2 separate regions of the Homo sapiens genome follow, and region 2 is linked to region 1. The links are chromatin loops, found by intact Hi-C in ENCODE. Cell type or tissue: heart right ventricle. All regions are shown on one strand. Links, peaks and the distances in the headings refer to the core of each region. The heading gives the core; the rest is flanking DNA.

Region 1 (7,312 bases), core at 4,489-6,988:
GGTGTCCCCACCTAGCTGGGACTACAAGCATGCACCACCATACCTGGCTTATTTTTTATGATTTAGCTCATTGAGATGGACATTTTTAAATGCATGTTACGATCAAAAATAAGCATTCAGAGATTCCAGTGGTTCCTCTTTTCATTAAGCTGTTTGCATGTTTTATAGCTGCAAGAGATTTAAGTTTCTTTTAGTAACAAGTTTGCCTTCTTCCCGGTGCCCACTACAGTGGTTTTGATCCATGATCTAAGGTCCCAGGACGTTATTGCACTGGTTTCTTGTTTTTGTTTCTCTGAGTTGATGGGACGATCATAGGCAGAATCCAGATGATGGAAAAGATGTGTTTGAATTAAAGAGAAAGAGGAAAACCCTGGTATGTGTGAAGGTTCTGGGAGAGACAGGCTAATGGGGTGCTTGATAATCTGATTGGAAAGAAGCCTGCAGAAGCTGCATTGCAGAGGAAGAACATCATCAGAGAGGGAGGTGGAAGGCCTGCAGTCACACAAGGGGAGCCATATTCTGGATGAGAAAGGGCATTAGACATATTTTAATCCAAGCCAGTGAATCCACCCTCTAAACTCCAGACAACACCAGCAACTTTGGGATCATGAAATGTCTACTGGCTTTAACATCAACAGACCTGAATTTGCCTCTGAGTTACTTTGCCCTGGTCACCTGCACTGACCACAGCCCTCAGAGGCTGGCATGGTCTCTCTCTAAGGTGTGGAGGATAATACTGATTGCTTAGATTTGCAGCGAGGCTTGATGGAATAATGTCTGTGGAAGTGCCATCATTGTGGAAACAGAGCTTTCATGAGGTTGAGATTGCTTGAACATGTTCCTTATAAGTGAGCTCCTTCTGTTTTCAGATTTTTCTAACACTAGGTAGGTGGGAGTTTCATTAAATGTAGGAGAAAATGGGAAATCATAGTAGAATCTGGGAAGATGCACAACTTGATCCAGATGACTTCCCACCTTTGAGGACAGAATTGGGAGTGGGGGTGGGGGCCAGGGAAGACATTGCAAATAGAGGTCATTGCTGCAGTCCCGTGATTAGGGCATGCATGTGTAAATATTCACACATCATACAATCTCTATGTGATGCACTGACACGTTCTCTGTGTCAACATGGATGGAGCACAAGGCAGGTCTTATAATATTTACTCCAAGATGTAGGTGCTATTATCCACATTTCACAGCTGAAGGAAATGGGTCTGTGGAGTAGCTTGTTCAAAAGCATATATCTTGTATGGTATTAGATGGTCAAAGCCCTGTGTGAGTATAAGCTTATACCTGTGACATGAAAAATACAGGAAAGCGTCTATTGCTTTACTGCTGTTAATAATTATCAGTGTGATTTTAAATGTCTTTTGGAACAAAGGTTGGTAAAAATTAAGGAAATGGCATTGCCTCCTCCCACCGGATGTTTTTGTCCAGGCATCCTTTCCTTACCACACTCTGTAGATCCACTCTTCACACCTGCCTAACTCAAAGGCCTATCCCTGTCTCTTGTAAGTGCTCTCCACATTTCACGACCTCTTTCTTTTGTCTTTCTTTTTGAGATGGAGTCTCACTCTGTCACCCAGGCTGGAGTGCAGTGGCACGATCTCCGCTCACCACAACCTCTGCCTCCTGGGTTCAAGAGATTCTCCTGCTTCAGCCTCCTGAGTAGCTGGGATTAGGGGCACAGCCACCACGCTTGAATAATGTTTGCATTTTTTGTAGAGATGGGGTTTCGCCATGTTAACCAGGCTGGTCTCAAACTCCTGACCTCAGGTGATCTGCCTACCTCGCCCTCCCAAAGTGCTGGGATTACAGGCGTGAGCCACCGCGCTTGGCCTCCCACCTCTTATTCATACCAGCCAGCTTCTCCCCTCCTTCATGGAAATTTCCATATTGAAACCTCTCCCTCATCCTGGCTATCATGCTCTGTAGGATACCCCAGCAATCTTCCTAGTATCAATTACTCCCTGCCCAGTTCTTCATTGTTCCTCTATAGCCCCCGTCACTTCCATTTGCTGTTTTAGTTGCTCACACATACCCTTGGGTTGTAGACCTCTGGAGGGCTAAAGTATCATTTTATTGACATAATGGTATGTTGCAAAGGGTTCTCGGATAGGGAGGCAGGCAACCAGAGTTCCTTTTAGGGCTTGGGCATGAGCTTGAGGGAACTGTGCAGATCCAGCTAAGTTCTCAAGGCCTCACTTGCCTTCCCTTTAAAATGTATGGTTTGGCCTAGATTTTCCTATACATCCTCAGAATAATCAATAATACCATGTGGATATTTCTTTTCTTTCCTTTTTAAAATTTTTGAAACAGGGTCTCACTCTGTCGCCCAGCCTAGAGTGCAGTGGCGTGATCATGGCTCATTGCTGCCTCAACCTCCTGGGCTCAAGCTATCTTCCTGTCTTAACCTCTTGAGTAGCTGGGACCACAAACACAGGCCAACACACCTGGCTATTTTTTTTTTTTTTTTTTTTTTTTTTTTTTAGAGACAGGGGTCTCACTTTGTTGCCCAGGCTGGTCTTGAACTCCTGGGCCTCAAGTGATCTCCCACCTTGGCTTCTGAAAGTGCTGGGATTACAGGTGTGAGCAACTGTGCTCAGCTAGGATGCAGATATTTCCATCCTGTACACGTGAGCTTTGAATAACTCTGTAAACCCCAAAGATCAGCCAAGGGTTTCCAGGTATTGTTGCTTGGGTGATGGGAAAGTGATGCAAATGAGAAAAAATGCATAATCATCATTTAAGCTACCATAATTGTCTTCCTACAAGTCTACTTCTTTACAGTGCAGAAAGGCTTGCCATTGTTTTAGGTCCATTATCTTCTCTGCCTGCCGAAATACTCCTCACACCTGGTCACTTTTACAAATATCCCATCTTTTCCGGAAGCAGCTGCAGTGTCTCTCTCCACCACTCCCCAGCATGGTTTGTTCCTACCTTCAGGTAATTATTGTGTTGGTCATATAGATGCATCTATTGCCTTCCAACCGGACTTACAGGTAGGGATTGTTGCCTTTTAACTCCCCCAGTGCTTTTGACTTGATCAGCACTCGATAATAAGTCAATTGATAAATGGATGATGTGATTATTTAAATTTTTCAGGTTATGGGTGCTGTTGGGTCTCCTCTTGGTCCTTTTCCATTCCTGTCTTCTCCTTACTGCTGCAATACCTTTTATCAAAGAGCGATGGATTTTTGAGAGATGGTAATAAATGGGAGGATCTGTAAAAGGAAAGTCAATTGATTTTCTACTATAGTTCCTTTGGGTGGTGTGTGGATGTGATTTGATAAGACCCTGAGATCACGGGATACTGAGATCACGGGATACTGTGCAGACTCGAATTGTGCTGCCCATTTAGCACTTAAAATCTAAGTGGGCCAGACTCATGGCAGTGTGGGCTCCTGAACTGGATTTCAGAACAGAAAAAAAGGATATTAGTGGATAAACTGGTGAAATTCGAATAAAATACCACTGCTAATGTCTTAGTTTTGACAAATGTACCATGGTTATGCAATGTTTTACCTTTAGGGGAAACTGGGTGAAGGGTACATGGAAATGTTATGTATTATTTTTGCAACTATTCTATAAATCTAAAATTATTCCAAAAGACAAAGGTTATTTTTAAAAAAGTGGGTGGGCCAGAGTGAAAATTTTCAGTTTGGCTAGCAGACTCTTGCTGCGTGAATATTCTCACATCTAGTTATATCCCAACAATTTGTAGAATAGGTTGAAAAAGAGAACTGCAGGGAAGTTTAAAAACTCTCCTGTAAAAGATTCATGAAAAGGCAGTAGAAAAAAAATAAAAGCAAAACAAACAAAAAACAAGACTGTGGGCAGCTGGTGGGGGAGGCCTAATATTAAAGGTGGGAAGCCAAGTGGCTGCTCAAAAGGTGGGTCAGTGCAGTGACCCTGGGCTCAAAATCAGGATACTGGCTACTTGTTTTAGCCCCAAGAACTTGAGCACATCACTTTGCCTGCATTTGCCCATCTTTGAAATGGTCTCACTGAGACTCACAAATAAAGATATATAAAATAAAATAATTCCTTACAAAAATCAAGTTTTCCTATTCTCCAAAATTTTGTCATTTTTTGCTCAAGAACAAAAGAGTTCCTCACTCGTGGGCTGGTTATGGTCAAAAACCTCAAAACAGCAAGTCTGATTCTGCATGAGCATTTTCACTTTGCACTTGGCAAGTTTCAGCTTCCTCTTAGAAGAATGTTCATGCCAATGCTAAAGCCATTTGACTTCTAAATATAGTGTAACAGATGTTAATAGGAACAGTATTATTTTCTGTTACACAAAGGGTCTTTCTTTAAAAGCCAGACACCAGCCCAGTTCTGGTTAGGCTCAACCATTTCAATCAAGGTAAATAGGATTGTTTTTTTCCTTTCCCAAGTATTGAAGATTTTGGTATCTTACACCAGATTTTCTTAACTTGACCCATGAACAAGTATCCATGCCTAGATGCTAGAGAGATTTGTCAAGGCCAGGCACCGTGGCTCATACCTATAATCCCAGCACTTTGGGAGGCCAAGTTGGGAGGGTCACTGGAGTTCAGGAGTTCAAGACTAGCTCAGGCAGAAGAGCAAGACCCTGTCTATAGGAAAAATTTAAAAAAATTCGCTGGGCATGGTGGCACATGCTTGTAGTCCCAGCTACTCAGGAGGCTGAGACAGGAGGATCATTGAGCCCAGGAGGCTGAAGCTGCATTGGTAAGATTGTAGCCACTGCACTTCAGCCTGGTTGACAGATGGAGAACCTGTCTCTTAAAAAAAATAAAAAAGTTGAATGTGACGTTTCATACATATATCCTTTTCCCCCCCTCTATGGAGTGGTTTCATTCATCTTCCAAGTGTCCAAAACTCAAAAATGGCAAGAAACACTTGTGCATACACACCACTCCATAGCAAAAAGCCTAAACTATAATTGTTATATTTAGGTACAGATTCAGTAATCTTAATATCTAACACTCCAAACAAATACCCAGATACTGGCTGCCTGGTTGATTTCACTTTTTGACCCCACAACACCCAGCAACTCTGAGGGCTGCACCTCAATGCACATTGGCTTTTAACTATTGCTTTCTCATAGCTGTGACACTGTCTTCCTTTCCTGAAAACATGTGGATTTTCACTTGAGGCACTTTTGTTCATCAAACCTTATCGATTTAAATGATCTCTCAAGAATACCAAAGTGACTCTGGCTCTTCTTGCCCTTCTAGTCCTTTAAAGACTGGCCATGTTTCTTTATAACACAGGCTGTGACCAGTGAGAATGTGGACTTGTAAACCATTTGAATGAGAATGCCTTATGGAACAAGAGATCTTCTGGCTGGCAGAGCATGAAGCGTCCCAAGTGCAATTTAAATGTGCGATCCTGGTGTGATTTGAATATATGCAGCACACTAGTTCCTTCTGTTGATTTCAATGTCTCCCTTAAAGGGGCTTACACATGAAATTTCTTGGGCTGTTCCTCAAGAGAAAGGTGCTCTACAGATGAAGCCCAGAGTATAAATTTCACTTGGTTTCAGATGAATGGACCGAATTATGAGGCTAAAAATGATTCCCTATTTCAGCCCCTTTGGATACTCCTCCCTTCTTCATTTCTAAAATTACTGTGATCTTAACTTCTGGATAATACTTTAGGTTCTCCAGCAATTTAACTTCCCTTTGAAAATGAACCAAAATGTAAGATTAATGTACCTTTTAATGTGGTCCTCTAAAAGAGAACAATGTTAATAGACACTACACAAGATACTGTAGGGGTGCACAGGCACATTCCCCCCCACCCCTTTTCAGTAGTAGTTATATGATCAAATATAATACTAAAAGACTAAATGCTTGTGGCTCTTTTATATATATTTAAAACACACAGTAAGAACATAAGAACATCTCAAATCATTTAGAAGGTAAAAGGGGGTTATCAACCAAAATCTTTGGAAATTTCATAAAATTTAAATATCTGCAAACAGTCCAACCAAAAACGAAAAAAAAAAAAATCCCAACATTTGGCTATGGAGGGCACTTCACATGTGAACCAAATGGCGTTATAACATTTTCCTTCAACTAGTCACTAAACCCAATTAGAAAGAATACAAGAGCAATATTGGAGACATCCCCAAATACCACGTACTTGATTAGAACATTCTGTTATGAAGCGCTCAGCTACCGCGGGCTTTCCTTTACATTGCATACATTACTTTACATTTCTACAGTGCAATGTTGAAATAGCCTCCAAATTTTGCAAAGTAGATTGATGTCCATTCTACAAAAATATTAACTTACAGTACATAACACTGAATAATTTTAATCTGTACATTTTTTTCCTTCCATGATAGTTGACACACGTCAGTTTGTACAAGTTAGAAAAAAACATCTGGTTGTTTACATCTGGATTAATAGTCAACAGAGGCAACCAGAAGTGGTGGGGCGGATGTAGTTTGAGAAAGTATAAATACAGTGTTAATATTAACTGTAGTTAACAATATTCAGCTTTTAACAAAGTGATACAAAATAAATCATCTTAGATTTTTGACTGAAAAGATCTGAGAATGTTCTGCCAAACAGCCGACCAACTGGTGCAAAAGGTTAAGGCTGACTTGACTTAGCAACCTGCAGCACAACCGAAAACACTGGTGCAGTTCAGAGCTCTTCAAATGCATAGCTTCAGTGTTACACACACATTAATTATATTCCTTCAATTAGTTAATCCTCTAGACAGTTTTCTTTTTGTTTTGCATGCATCCCGTTCCATTTTCATTAAGGGCATCTCTTCCTTGATCAATCATGTGCTTTGCTTTTCAATTTGTTTTTGTGATTTTTTTTGTATGTTTTGTTTGTTAAGCTGTCAATACCTCCAACACTTGGAAAATGAAATATAGATGCGTTTTACTTACAGAAGAGAATCATAGCTATATGGACAATGCAAAATGAAATGAAACAAGTGTCAGAAACAGTTTATAAAAATGGCACATTTATTGCTACAGAACGGTCATGTACATGACTTCATCGAATAACTACAGATGGGAAACAGGTAATGGCCTTGACCAAGCTGGGTTTGTTTTTGTCTTGAAGGAACTCCAGCACACAACCTGTTTGGACACTTCTACAAATCAGAAATACACCAAAAACATGAAAAAATCGAGGCACTCAGCCACACATTGAAAACAAGGTGTAACTGTTTATCTTTTTTTTTTTTTTTGAAATGTTTTCCCTTTTTTTTTTTTTAACAATTTTTTTAAGTTTTTAATGCTGCAGCTATGTGTACAGTCGCAAAAAATTTCCCCGCTGCGACCTACAACTAAAAACAA
Region 2 (7,312 bases), core at 2,199-4,698, 100 kb before region 1:
GGCAGGATCATCTGAATGCCTCTAATGATGTTTATAACATTTTCCTTTTGTAAGCTTGAAAAACATAGATGGTTCATTTCAGACAGAATAATTGAGTTGATACTAAGTGGTTGGTCCACTTGCTCCATGTTCTATTGTCCGTCTTTGATCACAGTGAGTCTGGCTGATGATTAGCAATAGATCCAGAGCTGGGCCAAGATTTCACAGCTAGATAGATGTCTGATAAACTAAACAGTGTGGGACAAGTCACTTAGCCTGCTGTAATTCTCAAGATGATCAGGGAAAAACTGGTATCCTCAGTGGCTTAGTCTCCAAAGTTCAGCAAAGTTCTAGTAATTACTCAGGAAAGAACTAAGCTTTTGCTTCACTATTTGAGATTGTACCTTCCCTAGTCAGGATAAATCTCACTTGTTTAATGGACAAACTGGGATCAGCAAACCATAGCTCATAGGCCAAATCTACACCACTGCCTGTTTTTGTAAATAAGGTTTTATTGGGACATGGCCACACCCATTTTTAGATATGCCTGTCGCTGCCTTTGTACAGCAAGGACAAAGTTGAGAAGCTGCAACAGAGTCAGTGAAAGCCACAAAGCCTAAATTTTTTATCATCTGACCCTTTGCAGAAAAAAAATGTGTTAGCCCCTGCTCTAAGACAGTGAATTGCAAACTGTATTTGAAGGAGCACTGTTTCTACCAAATGGCATTAAATGTTACACGGGAAAACAATAGATAGGTTCCAAATGTTGGGAAATACCAGGTCATACAAAGTTAAACAAGTTGTTTGCTGCAGAATTTCTCTGAGCTCTTACTAAAGCTCCAAGAGGAGGATATGGAATGCTGCATGTTTTACAATTTTTTGGACCATAAAGCTCTTCATTTCAGAGAGCATCCCAAGAGACTAGTGTCCAATTTCCTGGGAAATGCTATTCTAGTGCTATGAGAGCAGCAGTTTTCAAAGCATTGACTTTGCAAGATATGGAGTAGACATAAGCATCACCAATTTTTGACTTTTAAAAACATCCACAACACTTGGAAAATACACAAGGAAACGGCCTTACTAATCGTGAGCTCAGTATACAACGGACATTTGGAAAGTCAGATAAATATAAACATAAAGTTGCTTGCTAGTAGCAGGCTCTGTTTTTGCAGAGCCAGACACGCTCAAAAAAAAATCCTAAAGTTGAAAGGAGAACAACCTGATATTTTACTTCAGTAGGTCTCAAATTTTCTACCACAGAGCCGCCATATTTCATGCCATGAGGTCTCTGCCTGGGAAGAAAGAAGGTCTAGGTTTTAACAGCCAATTTGGAAAAAAATATGGGTTTTACTACTAAAATTTACTAGTCCAACCTTTGTTCCAGAAATCAGGAACACACTTCTAGAGCGCCAAAAAGATAATGGTCACAGGTAGCCAGCCATGGACCAATGACCAAGGTTCAGACCCATGTTATAACTTTTCCCCCCACCATACTATCCTGCTCGTGGCCTGTGGGACACATTTTCTGGATGACTGGCCAGGCTAGGGGCCTAGCCCATAAGCTTGGGAAACTGCTAGCTTACTCACAACCTTGTCTGAATCAGCACAGGATAGGGGAAAAAACACCAGAAAGAGTTTGGTGAGTTCAAATGAAGACAATAAATTACAAAGTAGGATGGAGAGGGAGATGTTTCCTATTGTCTCAGAACCATGGTCAAAGTCCAAAGGTGAGCTTGAGTTGTTGGTGATAAACATGTCTCCATAAGGTTTACTAGAGGCTCCATCTCTGAACTATCCCCAATGAAATTAAGAAAAGACTTGAGTTGGGGATGGGAGAGTGGTAACATAAAGTTGCTTGCTAATAGCAGGCTCTGTTTTTGCAGAGGCAGCCACATTCAAAAAAAATCTTGAAGTTGGAAGGAGGACAACCTGATATTTTACTTCAGTAGGTATTTGGTGAAGTGCATGCTAGTGAAGAAAGTTTTTTCTGTCATGTCTTTGTAGTTGTGGCTAGTGGTGGTGCCTCTCTCTCCTCAAAACCAAGTAAGGCAATCTCCAAGGGAATCCTGAATAGATGCTGAAGGTGACTCTAAGAGACGTAGGCTGGCTGGATACATGCTAAACTGCAGATTTTGAGGTCTTCTCTGATGAGAGGAGTGGGGCATTGAGAGAGGATACTAGGAAATGAGGGGTAATGCACACTATCCTTTTTATTTCCTGATGCCTGCTGAGGTGAGAGGAGAGAAGGGTGTGTACTAGATATATGTCACCTGGAGTTTTGGGAAGGTGCATATTTGAGTATAGTAAATAGTGTTCGCTTAGAGACCAGAGATTCCTGAAGGTAGTTGCTCTAGGTCAGTAGCCCAAGACAGCAATGGCTTGTCATGCAATATACCTGGAAATGAGATATGGGCAGCCCCATCCCATTTCAAGGCTCTGTGGACCTGGGAAATACAAAAGAGGACTCCAGTGGCTCCCATAGCTCCATGGGAAGCAACATGGAAGCTGATGATAAGAGCCATAGAACCATTCAGGATGACCACTGGACCAAGCAACAGGAGACCCAGCACAGACAAGGAGTTGGAGATGTTTATCACTGCTCAAGGCCAATATACAACTGCCCTCTCTGGTGGAGGTGGAAGTTCCCAGTGATGGAGGGGGCCAAGATGAAGCTGAATGCTGTCCCTCAAACACACCACTTCTATGGAGGCTGCCAATGAACTGAGAGCACCAACCTCAGAAAGGACTGGCCTGAAGCAGAGCTCGACCAGGACAGCTTCCTCCCACCACACACCAGTCCATCTGTTTCTCATCTGCTGACCATGCCACGATGGGCCAGAATAGGATTCAGGAGGCTTCTGAAGTCTAAAGAAAGGAATTCAAAGAGAGAAGGAAATATGTAAGTACACGAAGAACAAACCACCAACCTTCAAGCCACTGGAGTCACAGACTGGGGGAGTCAACATTTGTGGGGGAGAACACAAGCTCTGAATCTGATTTGAGACTGAAGTATCAAAATACAAAAGACTGAATCTTAAATAACAAAGTGAACTGTTCTAATAACCAAAAGTGACAGGAAAGTTAGAGGAGCAGGCCAAATTGCTGTTAAGGGAGTTACTTTCCAGCAGGAAAGGTGGGTCAACATATCCTCGTTGAAGGGGTTGTCATTGTATAAGTGTAAAACTGTTTCATTTTTATACCCATAACAAGTTGAGACTCCCTAATAAATTTGTTACGTAAGGTAAACACTTTGGACAGAACTTTAATGCTTTCATATTTCTACTGCTTTTCTTCCAAAGGATTCTGAAGGCAACATGCCAATATTTTCCCCATTCTGCAAATTAGCACACGGAGAGAGTGGTGTTGGTTATCAAAGGGACTCAATCTATCTACAGCCTTCTGTCTCATACTCATATCATGAGGCGGCTCACTCCCCCTCAGACCCAAATGTGATCTGTTTTTAATTGGGAACAGAACTTTTCAATTCTTGAGCCCAAAACAAATTAAAAAGTAGAAGAAGGAGGAGGGGAAGGACAAGAAAAAGGTTTGCTTTTCCCCTAATTTGAGAATCTGTGATTTCTCACTGGTTTTATCAGTACCAAGATTTTTTGTTTTGTTTTGTTTTGTGGGTTTTTTTTTTTTAATGATTCTTTTCTCTTTTTTTCACAGTTCTCTATTCAAGACTAAATTTATCTGCTTTAAAAAATCCATCTGGCTTTTGTGTTATGGAAGCCCACACAAGCCTGCACCAACCGTTCTAGAAGCAACAAAGAGTTATCAAACGGAGTAAGTTTCAAATGAAGGGACAGCAAGTTAATTAAGGCCTGAGTTTCTTAATAAGGAATGAAGCACAGTGGAGACTTGAATGATGCCAAAACACATGAAAGTTTCAAAGACTAAAACAGTTTGTGAGGAAGAAAAAAAGAAGAAGTGACTTGGACAATTTTTTAGGTTCTACCCCCAAAATAAATATATCTATTCCCATTTGTATCAACAGACAAATGTAAATATCACTCAAAGAATCTCAAACTAACATTAACATGAGAATGAAATATAAATAATTCTGAATGTAAAGCCTAAGTATAAAACATAGTATAAAAAATGTAAATATAATAAAACTAGGAATAACAACATTGCATTACGTTGATTGTTAAGAGATTGTCACTGGTTTTCTTCAGAAACTTTAGGCAGATTTTCCTCTTCTATACTATTCTTGACAAAGTATAATTTCTTTCAACCAATGGATGAACAACGTCCAATAAAGTGAAACCTTTCTGCAAAAAAAATTATTTTATTCAAGTGATCCTGGTGCTAATGAGATGCATTGTTATTAGGCTTTATTTTTAATATTTTTATATCAATGTTAATGGGCAAGAAAAATGGGGAAAATCTCTTAGGAAAGATCAATATATTTCTAAGTTATTGAAAAGCCTGTAGATTTAAAATGTGCGTAATATATTCCTGCTATACTGGCATGATCTAGGGAGAGGCCCTACTAAACTAAGAATTAAGGGATCTGAAAGCTCATTTCAATCCTGCCTCAGATGTTTTCAGGGAGATGCTTTAGCACATGGTACCTCAGTTCACTCCTCAGAACAAGGAAGCTGTTGATAGCCACACCAAATCCTGCATGCCTCTAGGAAATGAATTAAGAATTCATGTGTGAAATGTTTCTTTGAATTTTATAATGAAATGGCATCTTATAATTGTATGATATGGCAAAGTGAAATCAGGGTGTGGTTATGTTGAAACGTTTCTGTTTCTTTGGCTAAACCAAAGATAAACAAGCAACTTTTTCTGAAAGCAGACTTCCTTGGGGGAAAATCAAATTGTTGCAAATTATAGAAAGGGAGAGAAGACAGGGAGATGGATGGAGAATTTTGAGGAGGGCATAGACCAGACAGGCTCAAAAAGCTCAGTTACCATCCTGTTAAAATATAACCCACAAAATGTTACACCATAGCATTCTTCACAGCCATCTGCTTCTGCCATCAACTTTGATTCCCACAAACAGATTTCAAAAGTTGAATCTGGCCCTCAGTGAGTTTAGGAACATTCAGCAGGACTATCTGTATGTGATCAGAAAATTCACCAACTCTCTATTCCTGTCTCCAGAAACAATCTATCTCTCATCCTTTCCAATTAAGGCATAACATGGTCTTGTAATTCCTTGTAGCTTTTCACATCCTTCACAGGGCCTAGCAGAAAATTTAAATATAGTTTGGACTCCCATCCTTTTCTCTCCATCTCCACTTCCACCCCTGCCCCCAGGCCTACCGTGTCAAGTCATCTTTCCTCAGCTGGATGACTGCGATAGCCTCCTACTGGTTTCCTGTCGTCCACTCTAATCTCTTTCCCACAGCCACAGTGAACTTTGTCCAAAGGAAATCAGATTGTGTACTCCCCTGCTTAAAACCTTCCAATGGTTTTGCATTGCACTCTAAAAAAAAAAAAAATCTAACTCCATATAATAGCTGCCAAGACTTTATATGTCAGTTAGTCATTGCTGCATAACAAACCACCACAAAACTCCATGTCGTAAAACCACAAAAATTATTTATTTTTTATGTATCTGCTTAGCTGATATAGGCTGGACGTGGGCTTATGCACGTATCTTTGGGTTTGGTTGGGGTTCTATTTCACATAATTCTCCTTCTCTTACCCGCAGACCTTATGCTAATAAGCCAGTCTTTTAATGAGGATTTTTTTTTTTTTTTTACAATATTGACAGGCAAGCATGATCTGGGAGTGGATTTACCCACTAGGCATAGAAAGCACAATGACTAGGGCCTGCAACACTTTTAGGAGTCCAGATAATTGCTTTAATTTTACATTATTTTAAAATCAGGAGGAAAACTTGAATACAATATTAATGCATATTTACAAATAAATTCACTAATATATTTGTCTTTATACCAATGCAGTTTTAAAATATATTTTTGAATTTTCTTTATGGAGGAAGTGGCCTGGAAGGTAAAAATGCTGAGGACCACAAAGCTCATAATGCAGCCTTGCACAATCCTAGTTAATCAAACTTGAAGCATAGAAAACTCATTGTTGGTTCTCTGTTCTCTTACTTAAGTAAGTCATGGAACATCATGAAATGTCAATTTCCTCCCTAAAATAACACGGCGGTAACTGGCAAGAGATTCGCCTATCCTTTATAAAAGTAGAGTACCCCAAACACTGGATGATTCCTCCTTATAGTCATTAATTTGCTCTACCCTGGAACTCTTGGCTGGTTTTGCTTATTATGAGAGACACAATTTTAAAACAGTATTGTTCTAGGTCTGTCATTGCCACCATGGGTCATAATATAAAGGAACAATATGGAGAGTTACTTTAGTCCTGTGCAAAGAACAGAGGAAGACTTTATTCTCCAAAGTTTTATACCACTTTCCAGGAGTCTCCTTTACATTTTAATTCTATAAAAGTCCCATTCATATTATCAATTCTATTAGGTTTATAGAAATCTAATGCTGGCCAAACATCATGAGACTCAGAGGGGACGCAAAAATAGAAGTTACTGTTTGAAGAAGAGAAGCAAAACAACTCTTCCTCTGTAAAGATAGTTCAAAAGTAAGAACTTTCTTTATCTTGCATAGTCTTGTCATTCTCACAAGAATAAATGTTCTTAGTGACCATCTATATATATAGTTATTCCATCCATTTTAAAAGAAGCTGTGTAATTTTTTTAGATCACTGTACATAATACATTCCAATGTTAACTGTGTCCTTGTGAAACTCTAAATTAGCTTTATAATCTTTAAAGTATTTTGACATAATTCTTTGCTTTTTTAATGGATAGTTAATTTCCTGTTTCCATGTAACCCTTGATGACTCTGTGAAAGCTTGGATTACTTTTCCTCTCTAGTTCCCAAACCACAAATGGGAAAAACTGCAATCCTGCAGTGGCCACATCACCTACCTAAATATTTTCACAGATTCTGAGATTTGTTTCCTTGCTGAACTGGGAGAGAAACTTTCATGGCATTTTACCCTCTGGAATATAAAATTAATTTAATCTTATCTTTGTTTACACATACTTCTTGGTACCCAGCAGTCCTAAAATACCTCCACGGACTCCATAACAATATGACTTTTCATGGGCTCCATTTTTGGGGTGTCCATGTGTCTTGTGGCCCATGAATTGTAGAAAGCATTTCTTCTTCCCTAACTCTGAATCTCATGCCTAAAATTTCCTAAACTTAGGCCAGTCATCTATTCATCCCTTCATCATACTTCTGAGCATAACACTGAGATATATCTTCAAATAATACAGAGGGAGATTTTGGAACGCCCAAGCATGTCCTCTGTGGCATCGACTCCTGGG

The links. Peaks named below come from ENCODE experiments on the same cell type or tissue, not always from the same donor. Only the 100,000 strongest peaks of a DNase experiment are listed, where the experiment ranks them.
Region 2: a loop joins it to region 1, with 3 times the contacts of the local background. A loop is called at or near these places in 15 of 110 quality-filtered maps.

What each region holds. Positions count from the first base shown.
Region 1 is chr18:55,216,494-55,223,805 of GRCh38, forward strand. It overlaps TCF4 (transcription factor 4), which reads right to left. Exons shown (of 20, transcript NM_001083962.2): 20 at 5,692-7,312. Among named protein-coding and RNA genes, the nearest start is that of LINC01929, 96 kb to the left of the region's middle. In heart right ventricle, for the core only: no CTCF peak of the experiment used is centred there; no DNase peak of the experiment used is centred there; H3K27ac peaks cover 1,146 bases.
Region 2 is chr18:55,114,240-55,121,551 of GRCh38, forward strand. It overlaps LINC01929 (long intergenic non-protein coding RNA 1929), which reads right to left. Exons shown (of 3, transcript NR_110743.1): 2 at 2,715-2,844. Among named protein-coding and RNA genes, the nearest start is that of LINC01929, 6.4 kb to the right of the region's middle. In heart right ventricle, for the core only: no CTCF peak of the experiment used is centred there; no DNase peak of the experiment used is centred there; H3K27ac peaks cover 2,374 bases.